Linked DNA regions of Homo sapiens: region 1 is linked to region 2. Evidence: read pairs that join two places in POLR2A ChIA-PET (ENCODE). Cell type or tissue: PC-3. All regions are shown on one strand.

Region 1 (8,000 bases), 670 kb before region 2:
ACTTTCCCACCTGGCGCCGAGCCCAAAAGGGAGACTTCATTCAGAATAAGCCTGCAGGCTATATCCAGCATCTGTTCGTTCCAGTGCCTGGAAAGTCCAAAGAGAAGACTCCTAGCCTGACAGGGTTTATTACCCCATATCTTCATCTAATGGGTAAGACAAATAGCCATAGTTTAATACAGGAAATAAGAGTACAAGCTCTGGATCAGGCAGCCCGAGTTCAAATTGGCCCACCATTCTCAAGGTGGCTAGCCTGGGTCTCGCCATGTCCTCACCTGTAAAAGGGGAATATTAGAACCCAACTCACAGAATGATCTAGAGAAATAAATGACAACTCATATAAAATCCACAGTCCAGGAGTAACTGACCCTCATTTACTCACTAATAAATGTCCTCACTAGGACATTTATTGCATGCCAAGATCTGCTTTTAGCACCTTATATGTATTCACTCATTTAATCCTCTCAACTGCCCTGTGAGGTAGGTATGATCACCCATCTTTGACAGCTAGGGAACCAAAGTACCAATATAATTAAGTAAGCTGACTGAGAGCATGGAGGAGTTAACAGAGGGTAAACTGAGATTTTGGCCAGTCTGCCTTTCTCAAGTTTTAAAGCTCATGCTTTTAATCACTATGCTTTGTTATGGCAGCTGATACCAAGTAATGCTCAAGAAATATTAGCTATTAGTGTCATCTTTAGATATAGGAAGTCAGGTAAGCAAATGCCTTTAACAATTTATTATAGAACAAACTCACATAATTGGTTTTTCATCATGGCAAATTATTCTCCCAAAATAAAGAATACAAATTTGCACTGTTGAGGGAGGGCTTCTCTGTCTGTCTGTCTCTCTCTCTCTCTCTCACACACACACACACACACACACACGCACACAGAGTATATAATTCCCACTTCAGAATTCACTAACATCAAGACATATGGAAATAATAACAAAATCTTATTGGAATTCCCAGCCATTAAATAGAAAGGTATGGAACACTTTTCTTCTTGTAATCACATCTCACCACAAAAAGGGCTCCTCTAATACTTGGAGTCTAAGGACAAGTATTAGAGGAGCCCTTACTTCTAATGCCTTACCTTCCAATGAGTTTCTGGCAGGAATTCTTGGCACAGATGGTGGCTGGACCAACGCCTCCATATGAGATGCATAACTCTCTAATAATGCCATCCCCTTCTCCAAAAAAGACTCTCATTCCTGAATTGACTATCGCTAGCGCATTCTCCTGTCGCTGGGCTTGTCGGAAGGCTGACACAAATTCCCACTGAAAGAAACAGTTAAGTGGCACATGTAGAAACACTGAGCATCACCTATGCACTGGGCAGTCTGTGTGTCTTGAGTATCACCTACACACCGGGCAGTCTGTGTGTGTTGAGTGTCACCTACACACCAGGTAGTGTGTGTGTGTTGAGCATCACCTACGTGCTGGACGGTATGTGTATGTTGAGTATCACATTGATATCAGATATGCAGCCCCCAGCATCTCCAGAAAATCATTCTCCGTTGTTGAGGCCACCCAGTGTGTGGTTCTTTGTTATGGTAGCCCTAGCAAACTAATACATCCTCTGAGGCAGGCTTGATTATTCCCATTTTACAGATGAGGAATCCAAGGCGCAGAAGGATTCAGTAATTAGTTCAGGCCTTGAAACCAGGATTCAAACCTGACTCTATCTCATGCAAAGCCTCATGTTTTTTCCAATAAGTTCTATTGCAAATGTATTTTTAGGCTTTTTTCAAAACCCAAGATATAGGTAGAGGCATACTCTTCATGTCATATTTAGGGAGAAAGGCTTATGGGACAAAAACCTTTTAGAAAGTTACTTTAGAGCTTGGGGTAGGGGGAGAAAGAGCGAGAATGGCAGAGATAAGTCTGGGAGTGGTGGCTCACACCTGTAATCCCAGTACTTTGGGAGGCCGAGGCAGGTGAATCACCTGAGGTCAGGAATTCCAGACCAGCTTGGCCAACTTGGCGAAACCCCGTCTCTACTAAAAATGCAAAAATTAGCTGGGCATGGTGGTGCGCACCTGTAATCCCAGCTACTCGGGAGGCTGAGGCAGGAGGATCGCTTGAACCTGGGAGGCAGAGATTGCAGTGAGCCCAGATCATGCCACTGCACTCCAGTGTGGGCAAAAGAGCGAGACTCGATCTCAAAAAAAAAAAAAAATCTCCTAATTCGAGGAATGATAGGGGCATGCGTAATACAAGGAAAAGGCAACTATTCACAAGTCTTAAAATAATGACCTCATACCACTTCCTGAAGTTGAGCCTTTATCTCCCACATAAACACTTCACCCTTTTTCTTATTCCACCATATACTGGAATAAACAAGCCATAGCATCACAGGTGCAACTGGGAAATTGACAGTGGGATGTTCTCACCTTCCTTGAGTAGGGGATGTTCACTGAGACCAAGATTTCTTGAGGCTTAAGATCTGCATTAGGGCACTTGCTGAGGAATTGCTCATTTAAAGGAATCTGTCGTTTTCCTTCTGTGGAAAGAAATGACACTTTCCCTGGGATCTGTTTGGTCTGTTAAATAAACTTCCAAAACTTAGGAAGTAATTCTACCAAATACCTGAGGAAACCGGTTGTTCAGGGAAACAGGTGCTCTTCCTATGCTTCGCAAATCTTTTACCCTATAATGCGTCTTGCAATGTTTCTTCTAGTCTAGGCCCCATCTCTTTTTGTTTTCCTTGCTTTCTCATCGATAAAAACATCGACTGGGCGTGGTGGTTCACACCTGTAATCCTAGTGTTTTGGGAGGCCAAGGCAGGTGGATCATTTGAGGTTAGGAGTTTGAGACCGGCCTGGCCAACATGGTGAAACCTCTCTCTGCTAAAAATACAAAAAAATTAGCTGGGCATGGTTGTGCGCACCTGTAGTCCCAGCTACTCAGGAAGCTGAGGCAGGAAAATCACTTGAACCCGGGAGGGAGAGGTTGCAGTGAGCTGAGATCATGCCACTGCACTCCAGCCTGGATGACAAAGTGAGACTCCATCTAAAAAATTTTTTTAAAAATAAAAAATAGATTTAAAAAATAGATGAAAAGATCTCACAGAGTAGCCCAGAGTTTCAGGTAGAATAGAACCTTAGCAGTCCTCTTCCTGACAACACAATTCACTTAAAACTTTACAAGTAGGGAGTAAATATTAATATCTCTTTTGATATTCTGATCAAGTCAGCCAACAAATATTTATTGTTTATAACCAGGAACCCCACTAGATACAGTCATGAATAAGAAATTATCTTTAATAAATTTGTATACTACTGAGATGTTATCTTACTTTTTTATATCTTGTTCCAACACCTGAAGAATTTTAGTTCTTTAATTAATATATAAGGAAGAGGAACAGTTTAAAACTATAACAAAATACTGAAAGCTAAGAAGCTTTTGATGTCTATATTCACATCACAAACCTGTTTCTCATAGTATGACTTTTAGGGGATGTTACTCAAATTGAAAACCCTGAATGCAAATCTTCCTCTTTAAGATAGTTTTGTGACCAAGCACTGTGGCTCATGCCTGTAATCCCAACACTTTGGGAGGCAGAGGCGGGTGGATCACCCGAGGTCAGGAGTTCGAGACCAGCCTGGCCAACATAGTGAAACCACATCTCTATTAAAAATACAAAAATTAGCTGGGCATGGTGGCACATGCCTGCAGTCCTAGCTACTCAGGAGGCCAAGGCAGGAGAATCGCTTGAACCCAGGAGGTAGAGGTTGCAGTGAGCTGAGATTGTGCCACTGCACTCCAGACTGGGTGACAGAGCGAGACTCCATTTCAAAAAAAAAAAAAGATAGTTTTATGGTTTAAATGGTATGAAGAGTAAGTATTTAACAATGCAGATGATAGAAAACTAGTCCATATTTTTTAACGAAAAAAAACCCCACAAATTTACAGAGGACCAATTAGAACTTCCTAATAATTTTCAAGCAAGTTGGAAGAAGCGATAAATTAGATGTTGTGGACTTAGTTTTAATAACAAAAATCAAGTAAATAAATATAGAATGAGGCCCAATCATTTTTCACCTGAAAAAGACCTGTATGTTTCCATCAATGATAAATTAAGTGTGAGCTCAAAGCACGATGTGGGTGCCACAACACTCCTGTACCACCTGGAGAATGTCTTCAACAAAGGGACCCAATAGTTCTCAATAGTATGTAGTTCCCAGCAATAATCAGATCACATCCGGACATTAACCAACACAAACATGTCCAGTGTAGGGTGACCAGTATGAGGAAAAACAAACAAACAAACAAAAAACCAGAAAGACACAGGGGAAGAAAGCCTGTGCTATTAAGACAAGACTCACAAAATTTCCAGTATCCAGAAAAGCAGAGAAATGTATTGATATTATAGGGAAAAGTCATTTTCAAGACTGGATTTCCTGCCTCCCCAGAGAGAAAAAGGGGTAGAGAAACAGCTTAATAATCTCCAAGTAGGGGCTGTCACTTACCTTTTGATAGCAAGTTGAGGGTACAGTTACCCACAGCCAGGATGGGATTCAGATCTGAATCTGGATGCCTGCTAATGATGTGTCCCCCTAAAGACTTTTAAAAATAATGAGTTATTTTCATTTATGTAATCATAAAAAAGCAAGTGCTAAAATAAGGATTAAGCAAGGCTTTGGAGAACTATTTTTTTTGTCTGTTCCAAAAGAATGAAAATGTCATGATTCATCAGGGAGAGTCACCCAAGGGATGCATACCAGAGTTTACTGTCATCAGATACATACAGCCATGTTCCTGATCTGGGACCCAGCCAGAGTTCCCAAATGCTTCAGGAGAGCATGGTACATCTGTGTCTTCTCCTCTGGAAGCTTCTGGACTACATCAGCCAAAATGTCCTTCACCTGGGCTAGGCTGAGACCAGCACCAAGGGTGAGTCCTGAAATGAAGTCATTTGTAAATAACACAGTGCGATCACTGCTGATCTGAAAATGTCCATTAGACCAAAGCTACAGACATAGAATCTTTATACTGGATACATGCTGCCCTGCTTATTGGTGATGGTGGTGATGGGCAGTGATGGTGGTGATGGTGATGAAGGTAATGGTAGTAATGAAAGTGGTGGTGAGGCGATGGTGGTAGGGATAGCAGTTGAGGGGGTGGTGTGGTGGTGGTGATGAAGGTGGGGTAATGATAGAGGTGGTGGTAGTGATGTAAGTGGTGTTGATGGAGGTAATGAAGGCTGAATTCTTTGAACACTCACTCTATTGAGTATTATGTTGAATGCTTTAGATAATCTCCTTAAATCTGAACATACCTATGAGATATTAATAGCCCCATTTCACAGATGAAGAAACTGAGAGTTGAGTAACTTGCCTAAGATCTGACAGCTAATATATGCCATTGTCAAGAGTTAGATTTCAGAGGCTGTACTGCAAACCCACATTTCTATTGCTTCTTATCATTGCCATTATATCAATTTCCTCTACAGGAGTAGAAAAACCAGTCTGTAAGCTGTTGAATACATAAACTCGCTACTGTGGTTTTAAAGAGCAAAGACTGTGTTATATTCATCTTTATCTTCTGTCCAGCACTTAGCACCGTATCCTTCATTGAATAGTTGTTACATTTCTCTGATATTGCAGACAGAAGAAGTTCTTCAGTAAAAACTGAACTATTCAGACAATTAGTATTTAGATTAACTTTAGAGAATTCTTCCCTCAGTCTTCCTCCAGAATGTTATCATTCTTTTTTTTTATGCTTTCTGTCCCCATTTTCTTTTTCTTTTATTTTACTTTAAGTTCTAGGATACATGTACAGAATGTGCAGGTTTGTTACATAGGTATACATGTGCTATGGTGGTTTGCTGCACCTATCAACCTGTCATCTAGGTTTTAAGCCTTGCATGCATTAGGTATTTGTCCTAATGCTCTCCCTTCCCTTGCTCCCCACCCGCCAACAGGCCCCGGTATGTGTTGTTCCCCTTCCTGTGTCCATGTGTTCTCATTGTTCAACTCCCACTTATGAGTAAGAGCATGTGGTGTTTGGTTTTCTGTTCCTGTGTTAGTTTGCTGAGAATGATGGCTTCCAGCTTCATCCATGTCCCTGCAAAGGACATGATCTCATTCTTTTTTATGGCTGCATAGTATTCCATGGTGTGTATCTGTCACAGTTTCTTTATCCAGTCTATCATTGATGTGCATTTGGGTTGGTTCCAAGTCTTTGCTATTGTAAATAGTGCTGCAATATACCTAAGTGTGCATGTGTCTTTATAGTGGAATGATTTATAATCCTTTGGGTATATACTCAGTAATGGGATTACTGGGTCAAATGGTATTTCTGGTTCTAGATCCCTGAGGAATCACCACACTGTCTTCCACAACGGTTGAATTAATTTACACCCCTACCAACAGTGTAAAAGCATTACTATTTCTCCACAGCCTTGCCAGCATTTATTGTTTCCTGACTTTTTAATAATCACCATTCTGACTGGCATGAGATGGTATCTCAGTGTGGTTTTGATTTGCATTTCCCTAATGATCAGTGATGATGAGCAGCACATCGAAAAGCTTATCCACCACGATCAAGTTGGCTTCATCCCAGGGATGCAAGGCTGGTTCAATATATGCAAATCAATAAATGTAATCCCTCACATAAACAGAACCAGTGACGAAAACCACATGATTATCTCTATAGATGCAGAAAAGGCCTTTGATAAAATTCAACATCTCCTCATGTTAAAAACTTTCAATAAACTAGGTATTGATGGATCATATCTCAAAATAATAAGAGCTATTTGTGACAAACCTATAGCCAATATCATACTGAATGGGCAAAAGCTGGAAGGATTCCCTTTGAAAACTGGCACAAGATAAGGATGCCCTCTCTCACCACTACTATTCAACGTAGTATTGGAAGTTATGCCCAGTGCAATCAGGCAAGAGAAAGAAATACAGGTATTCAAATAGGAAGACAGGGAGTCAAATTGCCTCTGTTTGCAGATGACATGATTGTGTACTTAGAAAACCCCATCGTCTCAGCCCAAAAACTCCTTAAGCTGATATGCAAATTCAGCAAAGTCTCAGGATACAAAATCAATGTGCAAAAATCACAAGCATTCCAATACACCAACAATAGACAAGCAGAGAGCCAAATCATGAATGAACTCCCATTCACAATTGCTACAAAGAGAAGAAAATACCTAGGAATACAATTTACAAGGGATGTTAAGGACCTCTTCAGGAAGAACTACCAACCACTGCTTAAGGAAATAAGAGAGGACACAAACAAATGGAGAAACATTCCATGCTCATGGATAGGAAGAATCAATACCATGAAAATGGCCATACTGCCCAAAGTAATTTACAGATTCAATGCTATCCCCATCAAGCTACCATTGACTTTCTTCACAGAATTAGAAAAACTACTTTAAATTTCATAAGGAACCAAAAAGAGCCTGTATAGCCAAGACAATCCTAAGCAAAAAGAACAAAGCTGGAGGCGTCACACTATCTGACTTCAAACTATACTACAAGACTACAGTAACCAAAACAGCATGGTACTGGCACCAAAACAGATATATAGACCAGTGGAACAGAACAGAGACCTTAGAAATAAAACCACACATCCACAACCATCTGATCTTTGACAAACTTGACAAAAACAAGCAATGGGGAAAGAATTCCCTATTTAATAAATGGTGCTGGGAAAACTGGCTAGCCATATGCAGAAAACGAAATTGGACCCCTTCCTTACACCTTATACAAAAATTAACTCAAGATGGATTGAAGACTTAAATGTAAAACCCAAAACCATAAATACCCTAAAAGAAAACCTAGGCAATACCATTCAGGACATAGGCATGGGCAAAGACTTCATGACTAAAACACTAAAAGCAATTGCAGCAAAAGCCAAAATTGACAAATGGGATCTAATTAAACTAAAGAGTTTATGCCTAGCAAAAGAAATTAGTGTCAGAGTGAACAGGCAACCTACAGAATGCGAGAAAAGTTTTGCAATCTACCCACTGACA
Region 2 (8,000 bases):
TGTAACTAGGGTTAGATTTCATACGAAGTTGGATGTGCCATACTCATTCAATGCTTGATTAATTAGTTGATCCTACCACATTAGTAACTGTTATCTAGAATAGGAAATTCTAAAAGGCTCATGTTTTCTTTTTCTGTCCTCTCCAGAAAACCAGGACAAGCTATGTTTGGTATAATCTTTCATCATCTTAGATAACTTTTAAAAATCATACTTAATTTTCCCTTTTGATAAAATAGTCTTAAATACCTTTAATTTCTCCCATGATGGTTATTTTATGCTGTGGAATTTCTTAAAAGTAAATAAGAAATAGTCAAAAGCTGCTGATTGTCTAAAGATGAAAGTTTTAAATGCTGTCATCTTGCAGATTTCATTTGCTATTTATTCCCATGAGTTTCATTTAAATTGTTAAATTAAAAACAAACAGCTCTCAAACTCTGAGCATGTGAAGTTCCCAGCAAAATCAGTCTATTGAAAAACCATGTAGTTCACAAGACTTCAATTTAGAGATGAGTTAAATAGAGCTTCTAATGTCCACAGCCATTCCTTTCTCATTAGAGTTTTCCAAGTTCATATAGCAGCTGCCAAAGCATTCCTCAGTTTTTAATCCTTTGAATATTCACCATAATGGTTTTAGTTATTAATAGTCCATGAATTGAATTTAATTGCCTTAAGTTTTTCCAAGTGTAGGAACTTTTCATTTTTTATCAAATTAAAAATGCCAGAATGATGAGTGTTTTTCAGCTGGCAGTTAATGATGTTTATTTTCCAGGGAGTCCAATGCCATAACAAATGAGTACTGAAACTTCATCTTGAATTGCCTTGATGTTTTGTCATGTCTTTTTAAACTTTTCAAAAGTTGTTTTTGAAGCACATACATTATGTAATAGTTCCTATCACAGCTTCCTCCAAGCCTTTCACTAGAGCTACTAAAAAGTTGCAAGATTATTTTTTTTAGTGCAACCAAAAAAATAGGTTTAGTCATTTTTAGCATTTACCAGGCAGTAAGAAAGAAGGAATGCATCCAGGCCAAAGAGAGACTAGAAAGTAAGAAACCCTGCACACACATGTATATTATTATTATCACTTCAAATTGAGGTTGCTTTTATGCCTTATCAAACATTGGAAGATTGATACGTTAACAGGTATGAACTTTTACTTCTTTCTTATTGGTAGTGCTCATTGTTCAGAGTCAGGAGAGTCTGGACAAAAGAACCTTGTGTGGTGAAAGGATATTGTTGGCATTCTTCTGATCATAGATTTTTTTAAAAAGTCTCATCATGTAAGGTTTGCCACATCTTCCTGTCACATCCTGTAATTCCTGTCATCATCTTGCTCTTGTTTATTGTACTCTCATCAGTTCTGATCTTGATTTTGTAAAGCAGCCTTTTCCAAATGGGGAACAAGACAGTGAAGGGCTTTCTTCTTCTTTTTTAAAATGTTGATGACTACTTGCGTGCTGCAAAAGGGTACATTATCATTGTTGTTAACCCCACCATCTGTCCTTTACTGAGTACTTATTATATATCAGCTACTGTGCCAAGCAATCTAGGTTATATTACTCATTTAAACTTCAGAACAATCTGTGAGGTAGATATTTTTAATAATAATTTCACAGATGAGGAAAGAGAGGTTTAAAAATATTAAGTAACTTCTCCAGGATCACATAGCTTGAAGTGATGGAACCCAAGGTGTTTACTCTAATTTCCCTGACTCCACGGAGCCCATGATTAAGCCTTCTTTGACATTACCCTCCTTACTGGTGCTGCCAGTCCAGACAAATGGCCCTTTAATAACCAATGCCCTTGTTTTTGAAACATGGATAGGATAGATTTTTAAAAAGCCAAAGAACTTCCCAATTTACATACCTAATTTCTCCCCCATCTGGGCTTAGTAGAAGCTATGACAGGTACCATTACCTAGGAGAAAAGGTTGCTGGTGACACCCCAGTTCTGCTTATCTGGGCTGAGCTACTCTGTCTGCTCTTTCAGGGTCACTGTTCTGTTCTGTTTTTCTAAAGGTCTTGAAACACTTTTGTGTTATTCCTGGTAAGAAAGCTAAGCCTGGTTAAATGCAGCAATTACAGTAGTGGCTATGGTCCAGATAAACTTCCCCACTGGCCCAGACTCTTCAAAGATGCTTTGAAGAATGAAAGCAAGAAGGAATGAAGGGTATATGGTGAGGTCAGAGATGGGAAACACTGAGTAGGAGAATGCCAAGTAAATTTGTTGATATTAGTTAGTCAGACACTATCTATAGTCAAAGAAATAGTACTCTGCATTGGTCTGAGTAGATGGCAGACCCCTCTTTTCTCTCCTGCAGTGCTCACTCTACATAATTACCAGCAGTGGCCTCAAGTTCAGACTGACATACAGAGCACCCACCAATCCATAACCTGGCTTCAGATTCCCTTAGCTTTTTGCGGGAGGATATAAGGCAGGAAACGGCATTCTAGCAGGGTAGTATCAGTGGAGTCTTTATACAAATCCAGGGAATATTTGTTTTACTCATCAAGTTACAGCTTAGTTGTAAGGGAATGAGACAATGGAGGTAGTATAGAAACACCTGAGCTTAGGTAAGACATATGGTCCATAGAAACCGGTAGCTTGAAACACCCCATGAACTTAGCTTCTGCGTTCCTCCAAGGGCCATACTCAGTTAGGAGAGTTGCACTACACACAGGAAAGCCAAATCATCTGCTTCTGAACAAGTATTTGTAGTCCACTTATAGGCCACCTGGTGCAAACATAATTCATCTATCAGGTTATTTTTATGATAAACAGTGTTACCTGATATCACAACTGACATTCCACATTTATCTTTAATTTTTTTTATTCAACATAATTCATGGGTTCACACCATGTTTGTGTTTACCCAGTATATTTCTGGGAAAACAGTGCAAGGAGAAAGTAAGCTGGCCCAAGGTCATCTTCTCATAGAGAAGGAGAAAGTATTTAACCTTTTCTTTCGACTTTCTCAGTACAGAGTTCAAGTGGGAAGATATTTAGTAGTAAGAGTGAAAAGATTACAGCTTTTAATCAGAAGTTTGGAGGCAGGAGTGTAGTGGGGGTAGCAGAGGAGAGGATTTTGACCTAGAGGCTTTTGAGGACTTCATTGTCTTGTTACTTATACAGTATCACCATCATTTATAGAGCAGTACTTTTGATTCTAGAGAGTAAAGGAATAGATGCAATCTGGAGTAAGAATATCCTTCTAGCTCAAGAGTGTGATGTAAAGGAAACAAATTTTGCTTCCACAGTGTTCAGCCCTGTTCATCAGGATGGAAGGAGACAGGCATTTGGGCAGAAATTTTGAAGAATAAAAATTGGTCACTTCACTGGAATTCTCCTTGAGCTATTCTTCAGAAGCCTTAAAATGATAGAGGGTGGTGCAGCAGGATGAGAGCAGTGTTACTGGCTTCTGTGTTCTGTGATATGCCAAAAGGCAGGAATATGGGGGGTGGTTATCTTCATGGGACCATTTGTGTACTGTCTCTTCCAAAGTAGCACTAGTAGTTTGCCCCACTCTTCACAAGATTTGTTTTGCCATGCCACTTAAAAACAGGTAGCAATCAGAACCTGAAAGTCTGTGTATTTACAAAGGTAATCAGATACCATAGAAACATTTTTCTGTCATAACTTGGAATAGAATATTGATCTATTGAAAGATTCATCTGTATCATAGATTTTGAAATATTTAATTCCAAAATTTCAGACAACTTAGATCAAGTAAACATACTGCTCAATAAGTTTTGAAAAGTTAGAATTTCACATAATAGGTTATAATAAAAATTACAGATATTATAAAACAGGAGATTATATCCAACTCCAGCAAGCCTTTATGTATAGTGATTAGATTCTTACTAGTTGATCTGTTATTATTAAGTCCAAGGATTCCTTTGTGTTTATTTCAGAACTTTACCTTTTGACCAGTTGGTCCAGAGGGCAGCTGAAGAGAAACATAAAGAATTCTTTGTTTCAGAGGTAATTGCTTTTAACATTTTTAAAAGAAGGCATTAATATCTATATACTAAATGGATTTTCTTATGAAAGAATAGTAGATACACAAGAGCAACAGCCGTCTCTGATAGACATTCGTAAGATTTGGTTGGATGCACCACAGACTGTAGCTCTGCTATTTATTAGCTCTCAAACTTTGGCCAAATTATTTTTCTGTACTTCAGTATACTCATCTGTGAAATGGGGGTGATAATAGTACCTATTTTATAAAGTGTTTGTGAGGATTAACTAAATAAAATAGTAAAATACTTAGCAGTGTGCCTGATGTATAGAAATTACGCATTAAATGTTAGCTATTAATGTTACGTCCTTTTAAAATGCTTTGGTCTGATATGCCAACTTCAAATGCTAATGGAAAACTTCATTTTCATATCTATTGACTATTAGACTGTTTCTGTATTCTTGTTATCAATGTGATTTCTATTGTGTATATTTGCTGTAATATTTGTTCAGGATTAAATGCGGAAGAATTCTACTTAATTATAGTCTAGCTTTAAATAATTCAATTTAAATACCTTGAGATAAGGCATCAAGGCCTTGTATATAAATATGTTTTTAAAAATTTCCTGTGTTGGTCGAGCGCAATGGCTCACGCCTGTAATCCCAGCACTTTGGGAGACCAAGGCGGGTGGATCACCTGAGATCGGGAGTTCGAGACCAGCCTGACCAACATGGAGAAACCCAGTCTCTACTAAAAATACAAAATTAGCTGGGCATGATGGTGCATGCCTGTAATCCCAGCTACTCAGGAGGCTGAGGCAGGCGAATCACTTGAACCCAGGTAGCGGAGGTTGCAGTGAGCTAGATTGCGCCATTGCACTCTAGCCTGGGCAACAAGAGCATAACTGTCCAAAAAAAAAAAAAATTCACTGTGTTATTCAAAAGCACATTTTAAAAACAAATTGCTTTTTAATCTTTGAATGAAGCTGTTTTCTGCATTTGAGCCAGCTGGGCTGGGGAGTTTGGTTCTAAAAGGTGCTGCATTTTTACAGTCCTCTTGTCAGGTAATAGTTATACTAGATTACTGCCACAATCCCCACAAACTCTGTAGGTCTGTGATTCTGTAGTATAACCAAAATGTCTTTTTAAATGGATTCCATTAGCTGCACCTGAGAACTGTTTTATAACTTTATAGCCATGCTTTGAACATGTATATTCAGTTGCCCTTTGGTACTTTGATGTCTAAGGGTAATCAGTGGTATATATTTAAATAGCCATGAAATGTGAAGTAAAAGAAATAGACACGTGGTAAAAGATTAAAGTCTAAAAATCATGGAAACTATGTAAACAAGATCAACTTGAACTGTCAGTTTGGTCCTCTAAGAAGCAGATGCTGAGATGGAATTAGGAGTGCAAAAGGCTGGCCGGGCGCGGTAGCTCACGCCTGTAATCCCAGCACATTGGGAGGCGGAGGCGGGCGGATCAGGAGGTCAGGAGATTGAGACCATCCTGGCTAACACGGTGAAACCCCGCCTCTACTAAAAATACAAAAAAATTAGCCAGGCATGGTGGCATACGCCTGTAGTCCCAGCTACTTGGGAGGCTGAGGCAGGAGAATGGCGTGAACCCGGGAGGCGGAGCTTGCAGTGAGCCGAGACTGCACCACTGCACTCCAGCCTGGGCTACAGAGCAAGACTCCGTCTCAAAAAAAAAAAAAGAAAAGAAAAACAAGGAGTGCAAAAGTCTTGTTAAATAGGAGAAATAACTGTGAAAGGAAAGGGGAGGAAGCAGGATTGGATAGGGGAAGACATGTAGATACAGATCTGACAGTCTCTGCCAACTCATCCTGGAACTCCTGAGCAGACTGCCTATGAGAAAAGTCCTGCATTGGGTGGCAATGTCTAGGTCTTTTACCAGCTTAAGTCACTGGTTGTGACTACCCCAAGAAGAGCATGACCTAGATTCCAATCCTGAGGTGGACCTGAAGAAGTTAACAGCTGGTAGCTCTAAGCTAATCACACTCCTTACAATGAAGCAGTGAGTTCTTTCTTGAAGGAATTTCTGAGCAGTGCACTTCTGTGTCTGGTGCATTAATTTTATTTTTTAAATCTTGAAATGTTAGAACTAGTAGAAAACCCTTAGACTTTCGAAGAACATTTTGAAACTTATTAGCCAGTAATTTATAGAATCTATGTGATGTGGTGCTAGCTAAAAATAGAAAAGCACTGAGAGTTCAATTAAAACCTCAATCATCAATTTATGTCTTAAGATAAATATTATTATCTTTTGAAGTTTATGTTATAATTCTCAGTGTTGGGTGAAAGAGGCAGAATTCTGAGTTTGGATTGCCCAAGTGCTTGACTTGGTATATCTCACTTCTCTAACAGTGAATGTTTTATAATTCAAACAGTTCTCTAGTTACTTGGTGAAGGATAAATAATAATTTTTGGCCTCGCACAGTGGCTCATGCTTATAATCCCAGCACTCTGGGAGGCCAACACCGGAGGATCACTTGAGTCCAGGAGTTCGAGACCAACTTGGACAACATAGCGAGTCTCCTTCTCTACAAATAGTAAAAATAATTAGCTGAATGTCCCAGCTACTCGGGAGGCTGAGGCAGGAGGATTGCCTGAGACCAGGAGGTTGAGGCTGCAGTGGGCGTGATCGCATCACTGCACTCCAGCCTGGGTGACAGAATGAGTCCCTGTCTCAAAACAATTAATTAATTTAAAAAATTTAAATAATTTTTTTAAATGATCAGTTTACGTTTACTACAATGAAATTATATTTTTCTAATTCATACATGAGCTGAATCTTAAGCATTTGGCTTGAGAATTTATAGACAGGGATAGGCTTAGCTTGATAAAATGCAGTGTTCTCAAGTTTAAAAAAATATATTATTAAAAGCATAAGGTATTTATCTGTTACTGTACATTTATATTTACTAAGTATTAAGACACTATTAAAATAAGAGTCTAAATAATTTGGAACATAAAGACTAAATCATTGTAGCTTTAGAGATGGTATGTATATGTTGCCTTTAGAATTTATTTTACTTATTGTTTTATGGATCCAGTCACTATCATGAGCAACATATTAAAGACATTTCTTCATATGGCCACCAGAGAGCATTAGTAGAAAGGGTAAGAGAACTGAACTTTTTTTTTTTTTTTCTTTTTTGAAAAGGTCTTGCTCTGTCACCCAAGCTGGAGTGTAGTGTCACAATCATAGCTCACTGCAGCCTCAGCCTCCCAAGTAGCTGGGACTACAGGCACGTACCACCATGCCCAGCTAATTTTTTGTAGATGGTGTCTCACTCTGTTGCCCAGGCTGGTCTTGAGCTCTTGGACTTAAGCAGTCTTCCTGCCCTGGCCTCCCAGAGTACTAGGATTACAGTTGTGACCCACCACGCCCAGCGATAATTGAACTTTTTAGAAAACTACTTAACTGGGTCAGATTTTAAGACTTGTTTCCTAACTTTACTTCCTAATATTTTTGAAGTGAAGGTGTTTTATTTTTTTCCGTAGTTCTCAGTACATAATTCTTTTTTTTACTTTTAATTATTATGAATACATGATAGCTATACAAATCCTAGTATTTTTACATTTGAAAAAGTAAAATATTGCTGATGTTATTTTTCTCTGGGGTGTTTAAGGATGAGAAATACTACTTACGGTCACTTGGAGAAGACCCTAGAAAGGTAAGAATTCTAAATGTAAAACAATTCCCTAAAATCTAAATGGATGTATGTATGTTAACTGGCAACACTGTAATTTTATACTTACTGCCTGACATATTCCCTGTTCTATCCTTTTCCATTCTTCTCTCAGTGATTTGTGCCCCTGAATAAGAAGTAAGATGATTAAAAAGTGATTACTTTGTATTCAGGTAGGCCTGTAGAATCTTAGTGTTTATAGTCATCTAATCCCTATACAATAAGAAATCTCTTCTACTGTATATTTTATAGGTGGCAACTCAGTTAACAAAATATTAATTTGAAATAATTATTAGAATCCTGAATAGTTCATTGTATAAGTTTTGACA

What was found. ChIA-PET counts read pairs that join two places held together with the same protein. Peaks named below come from ENCODE experiments on the same cell type or tissue, not always from the same donor. Only the 100,000 strongest peaks of a DNase experiment are listed, where the experiment ranks them.
Region 1: POLR2A ChIA-PET joins it to region 2 with 13 read pairs; 2 of 35 experiments call an interaction of 5 or more read pairs at or near these places.

The regions. Positions count from the first base shown.
Region 1 is chr2:200,605,891-200,613,890 of GRCh38, reverse strand. It overlaps AOX1 (aldehyde oxidase 1), which reads right to left. Exons shown (of 35, transcript NM_001159.4): 11 at 4,756-4,907; 12 at 4,477-4,570; 13 at 2,398-2,507; 14 at 1,098-1,282; 15 at 1-87. Among named protein-coding and RNA genes, the nearest start is that of AOX1, 24 kb to the right of the region's middle. RefSeq lists an enhancer at 4,072-5,271. In PC-3, no CTCF peak of the experiment used is centred here; a DNase peak (open chromatin) is centred at 4,740; H3K4me3 peaks cover 1,666 bases; H3K27ac peaks cover 1,813 bases.
Region 2 is chr2:199,939,745-199,947,744 of GRCh38, reverse strand. It overlaps TYW5 (tRNA-yW synthesizing protein 5), which reads left to right. Exons shown (of 8, transcript NM_001039693.3): 3 at 3,911-3,980; 4 at 7,612-7,656. Among named protein-coding and RNA genes, the nearest start is that of TYW5, 12 kb to the left of the region's middle. In PC-3, a CTCF peak has its summit at 7,085 (motif pointing right); no DNase peak of the experiment used is centred here.